Linked DNA regions of Homo sapiens: region 2 is linked to region 1. The links are chromatin loops, found by intact Hi-C in ENCODE. Cell type or tissue: endothelial cell of umbilical vein. All regions are shown on one strand. Each heading gives the region's core, and the rest is flanking DNA. Links, peaks and the distances in the headings are about the cores only. Region 1 overlaps ARLNC1 (androgen receptor regulated long noncoding RNA 1). Region 2 has its middle 56 kb from the start of ARLNC1.

What was found. A loop is a pair of places that touch in the nucleus more often than their neighbours do. Peaks named below come from ENCODE experiments on the same cell type or tissue, not always from the same donor. Only the 100,000 strongest peaks of a DNase experiment are listed, where the experiment ranks them.
Region 2: it touches region 1 in a loop (11-fold over the local background); 1 of 110 quality-filtered maps calls a loop at or near these places.

What each region holds. Positions count from the first base shown.
Region 1 is chr16:80,850,918-80,853,837 of GRCh38, reverse strand. The region is part of intron 1 of ARLNC1 (androgen receptor regulated long noncoding RNA 1); the gene reads left to right. Among named protein-coding and RNA genes, the nearest start is that of ARLNC1, 40 kb to the left of the region's middle. In endothelial cell of umbilical vein, for the core only: a CTCF peak has its summit at 1,368 (motif pointing right); a DNase peak (open chromatin) is centred at 1,407.
Region 2 is chr16:80,947,304-80,950,223 of GRCh38, reverse strand. No RefSeq gene overlaps it. Among named protein-coding and RNA genes, the nearest start is that of ARLNC1, 56 kb to the right of the region's middle. RefSeq lists an enhancer at 1,223-1,272. In endothelial cell of umbilical vein, for the core only: a CTCF peak has its summit at 1,175 (motif pointing right); DNase peaks (open chromatin) are centred at 1,173 and 1,813; H3K27ac peaks cover 739 bases.

The DNA of each region.
Region 1 (2,920 bases), core at 241-2,740:
GGTGGCTGCTTAGGGCTGACAGTAAAGTGAGGGAGAAAGAATGGGAGGGTGACAGCTAAGGGAAGTAGGATTTCTTTTTGGAGTAATGAAATGTTCTTAAATTGATTGTGGTGATAGATGCTCAACTCTGAATATTCTAAAAGCCATTAAGTTATGCACTTTAAATGAGTGAACTGCATGGTATATGAATGACACCTCAATTAAGCTGTTAAAAATGCTGTGGGAGCAAAGAAATGCGTGATCGTTGCCAATGTCATGGGGATGGGAACAATATTTACAGAACGCATGTTCCTCTAGACAGCCTGCCGGTGAGTGCCCTTACCCCCATTTTCAGAGAATAGAACTTGTCCCTGGTCTCAGGGCAGAGACTGGGCATAGTCCCCCATCTGTAGGAAGCAGTAAACACTCTTCCTTACCATACTTGCATACAGAGGAGGTAATATTTATGCTCCTCCTTTAAGTATCAGAGTTAATGAGGGACGGGTGACCAGAGAGGGACATTCCGGCAGAGAGGCATATGGTCAGGGTCCTGGTGGGAAAGAGATGGCACATGTGATCTGGATAATTTGAGGAGAGATCAATAAAGTGACTACCTATAGAGGTATGGGAAGAGTTTAAGGGAACCAAAGTGGGGATGGTGGCAACGTGGAGCATTACCATCCCAGGCCTGAATGGGTGAGGTGAGGAAGCCATTGTAGGAACACAGAGAGGGTGGCTGTATATACAGGGCTGCCTTCCACAGGGGGACAGCCCAAATGACAACTGCCCGGATTCATTCTCCTCCTACCCTCTGATTTCTGCTGGTCACTTTCATTGGCTGTACCCAACAAGAAGCAAGAGGGCAAGAGAGCCCACTGATGTAATCCATACTGGTCAGCCTCATGGGACAGGGAAAGGCACAGAAGCTGGACCCACAGGGATGAATGGGAGGTAATCAGCACAGATAAGGAAGTATAAAGATAACGCATATTGTAGGACTGGTAAAGGTCCCATTGAGTCATTACACCATTGTAACGCGGTCTATGCTGATTATCATTCTTCTCCAAATTCTTGCCCTGAGACCATGTTTTTTTTTCTGGTAAATTTGAGAAGTGTCTTCCAGAAGCTTTTCTCAGTGGACTCCAAATCCTTTCATTCTTTTCGCAAGGCATTCCAGCCTCTCACTTTCCTGGTTCTTCGTAAGGCCCATGGTTGCTCTCAGTGCAGATCTCAGATAAGCCAGGCCCTCTAAGTCAGGTCAGGAAGCCCAAGGCCATCTTTGGGGGAACCAGTGCTCATCTTATTCAAGTAAATGAGCCCCCCAGTGCTGAGGAGGGTAGAAAACAATTCCCCTGGCAGGGAAAGTTCAGGAAGGAGGGTTTGTAAGTCTATGGGGATCCATTTATGTCTGCCACCAGGGGGCAGGTGGACCCATTTTTAGGACTACTCTAGAAAAGTGTTTTGCTAGAGTCTTCCAAGAACAGAGGCAGAGAAAAATGGGGACTTGGAAAAGAAACAGGGTTTTTGTTTTGTTTTTCTCTTGCTTCTAAAGTTGTTCTCGGATCAAGGAAAGTGTACAGAAACCAAAAAACTCTCCTGCTAGAAATAAACAGCTAGGCCACTGAAGTGTTCTTCATTGACGTTGGTAAATTTCTTCAAGTCCCCATTGGATCTCTCCTTCATCTTTGCAGACTAAGAAGTGAGAGTTTGTACCGGAGATAGCTTGACCTAGGATCACAGGCCATATGAACAAGGCTGTCGGAGACCAAAGCGTCGAACAGATACTCGTTTATTGGTTTATAATAAGAAACATGTTGGGGAGATAAGGCAGCTGCCAAGGCTTGATTAGGACATTCTTTTGTTCAAAAAAACTTCATGGGAAACCAAAGCATAATCAGAAGATGACTGGGAATGAGAATAAAGTGAAGCTGGTTGTATGACTGGAAGTTTACTGCTTAGGTCTGCTGTGTCTAGCCTCAAAGCAGAGATTTTTGTGATAGTTGAAAGGGCAGCCTGCTCCTTAGATGACACTGAGATGGAAAGCTCCAATACTGCCCCGTGACTCTCTTCTCTCTGTTGCTGAGCACTCGTGTTTAGTGTTAAGTATTCTCTCTCTTTCATCTATCTAATCTAATCTAATCTTTGTGTCTATCATCTATGCACTATCTACCAACGATATATCTATCATCAATTGATCTATCATCTATTGATTATCAATCATCTATCAACCATCTATCTACCAACAATCTGTCATAATTGATTTATCATCTTTCAATCATCCATCCATCCTGCCAACAAGTCGGGCATATTTTAATGTTAGGGCCTGTGAGTCATTTTGGGTCTTTAAGATGAATTCATAGATCGTTGCTCCAGTTCCTGTATCTTGATTTACAGTTTGACTCTCAGAGGAGGACCTTCACTTCTTCTGGGTAGTTGTACCTTTGGATAACTGAGAGGCCAGAACACTCAGATTGAGGATGCGCTGAACATGTATGATAGAATAGGTACAAACTGAACACTCAGTTTAGACCACAGGGTGAAGGTATGAGAATCTAACACCTGCTGGTGAGGTCTGAGGATAGGAAGACACCACATCCCTCAAGGATTAGGTAAGATACTATTTAAAAGAATGGACTTCAGTGAGTTTTTTTATTTATCTGAGCTGTCTCAAAATTTAAGCCTTTGTCATCTCATTCTGAGATTTATGCATACAATGATGACTGTTGGGTTGTCCAGAATAATCACTTTCAAAGTGTCTTGAGAAATGCTAGAGTTAAATAAAGATATGCTGTAGATCAGGGTTGACAAACAATAGCCCAAGGCCTGAATCCAGCCTGCTGCCAGCTTTTGTAGATAAAGTTTTATTGGAACACAACTACACCCATCTATTCACATATTGCCTATGGCTGCTTTCTCACCACAACAGCAGAGTTGAGAGGTT
Region 2 (2,920 bases), core at 226-2,725, 96 kb before region 1:
GATACATATATCTATACAGATATACAAAAATAGGTATATATGTATATATTAAAAATATGTATATATGTATATATAAAATGTGTGTGTATATATAATATATATCATATGTCATATATAATATATATTATATATCTTATATATAATATATATTATATATTATATATCTTATATATAATATATATTATATATTATATATCTTATATATAATATATATAATATATATTATATAATATATATTATATAATATATATATCTTATATATTATTATATATCTTATTATATATTATATATATATATATATATATTTTTTTTTTTTTTTGAGATGGAGTCTTGCTCTGTCGCCCAGGCTGGAGTACAGTGGTGTGATCTCGGCTCACTGCAACCTCCATCTCCTGGGTCAAGCAATTTTGCTGCCTCAGCCCCCTCAGTAGCTGGGATTACAGGCGTGTGCTACCACGCTTGACTAATTTTCCCATTTTTAGTAGAGACAGAGTTTCACCACGTTGGCCAGGCTGGTCTCAAACTCCTAACCTCAAGTGATCTGCCTGCCTCAGCCTCCCAAAGTGCTGAGATTACAGGCATGAGCCACCGTGCCCAGCCTTATGTATTTTTTTTTCTTTTTACTGTGACTATGTCTCTTCAAACTCCCTCGTATTTCTAAATGAGAGATGAGATGGAACTCGATAGCTTCCCGGGAATAGAGAAAATCTCCCCACATCTAAAGAAAATTTCATTTACTTTCTCACAGGGGGATATTTCTTCTTCAGATTCCTAGTCTGCTTTTTACTACTGATGAGCTAACACCCTGGGTTTCAGTGTGCTCATGCACTTGAAAGGGCTCATGCCCTTGAGTTCTGTGAGCTGGTGCCATGAAGTGCTGTCTTCACTCATGCACTCTCACTCAAGGAGTTTTCCTTGAGCTCCCTCTCTCTGCTGGGCCTGGGCTTATGTCGGGGAAACACTGTGAATATATCAGGCTACGCCCCTGGCCTCCCAGAAGCCTCAGCATATGCAGTGAGTGCACTGCCAGCCTTTTCGCCTAGACAGTGCCATGTTGTGCAGGTGTATCCTGCCTATTGCAGGCTGTTCATCGAGCCTGGCCCTGACCCACCAACTTCTCAAGCAGGGTGACCGCAACGATGTCACCATACCTTTCCAGGTGCCTCCAGGGGGCGCTGCTGCCCCTGGTTGAGAACCACTGCTGGGAAGTGGCAAGTTTGGATGGAGTCCCCAACCAATTCTGTCTTGGGTGTGGTACCCACTTGTCTTTATTTCTAGGAATTTGGCCCATACTAAGGATGGCAGAAGCAGATATTTGAAAAAGGAGAAGGAAAACCAAATCCATTTATCAGGGTCCTGCACTGAGAGTGGCTGATCTCAGCAGTAGAAAGTTAATGTGTTTAGCTGTTCCCCACTGAGGCTGCCTTCCACAATCTCTTCCTTCACTCCCTTCCCTGCTCACCCCTACCCCAGCTCTATCAAAAGGTAAACTACATGGACCTGAACCACTCCCACCCCGAGGCAGAGGCTGAGGAAGACCTTGGTTGGGAGGGAGAATGGAAGGGGTGAATGACCCAGAGCACTGTGGCTGATGAAGGAGAGGGAGGAGGTCTCGCCACTAAGACTGATAGGCAACTTAAGGGCAAAAGCAAAGACATCTTTTCCCTGTCCTCTAGAATCCGTGTGTGTGCCGATTCAGCTAATAGCAAGATTTTCCCAGTGAACAGAGTATACCCTCCCTCCATTCTTATTGTTAACAACATAACAAAGGAGTGACACAGACAAGAGCAGAGAGGCTGGGGCCCTGCCCTCGAAAATCTATTGTTTCACTGTTCTCCCTGGTGAAATCTGCCAAGTGCTAAGCATTGTCTAGGGTTTGGGAGTGAATGAAATAAAATCCTTACCCATGTGGAGTTTAGAGACTAGTTTAGAGTGGCAGATGGTTGAAAGAAAATGTACAAGATTAACAAATTTTAAAGTTGGACCCAGTATGCACTGGCAAGGATGTAGAGGGGCAGAACTCTCATACGTGGTTTGTGGAGGTTGGTACAACCTCTGTTGAGAACAACAAAAGTTATGACTCAATCATGCCACTCCTATTTACATACCCGAAAGAAACTCCTACAGATACACAGTCAAAAGTGTCTACGACAGCTTTTTTTTGTAGTATGAAAGAAAAAATCAACAAAAATGTTTATGAACAGGAGAATGAATAAATACATTGTAGTACATTCATACGTGGAATGCATCAATGAAAATGTGTGACATGCAGGGCCTGATTAGAAAGAAGGATGACCCATCATTCTTGCCTGTGGTTGGTTCCCACCATGCTCTCTCCCTGTCTGTCTGCTTGCTGAATATGAGAGGAAGCATGTTGCCCTGCTTGCCCATGGCAGCCTTCCTCCAGTAGAGGAACAGCCTGAAAAAGTAACTGACAATGTAAATGGTAGAGTAGAGAGACGATTAAATCCATGTCAACTCTATCACCCTGGTTCTGAGGCTGTTGCTCTTTCAGAATGTGAGTCGGGCATTGTTCTTGAGGCTAACGCTACCTTGGTTTGCGTTTTCCATTGTGTGCAAGACTTGCACCACATAGGTTGCTATGGAAGCGTACAGCAATCATTTCCTAATCAGCAGGAAAATTGTTTCTTAATTTACTCAATTTTAAGTTTTTCTCTATTTTTACTTAAACATTTGCACCTGCTTGGTTGGCTGGTTCTATCAGTACTAGCAAGAGTTAGCCTTTAAGGAAACCCATGAACACAAAGAAACCAACCTTAATGGAAACAATTGTGAAGAGTCCAACGTGATTAGTGTGTCAGCTTATCTTTTTCTGAGAACACGCGTCTTAGTTTCCATTGTATTAACTTGTGTCTGCTATAACAAAAGTACCACAAATGTGGTTAAACCAACAGAAATG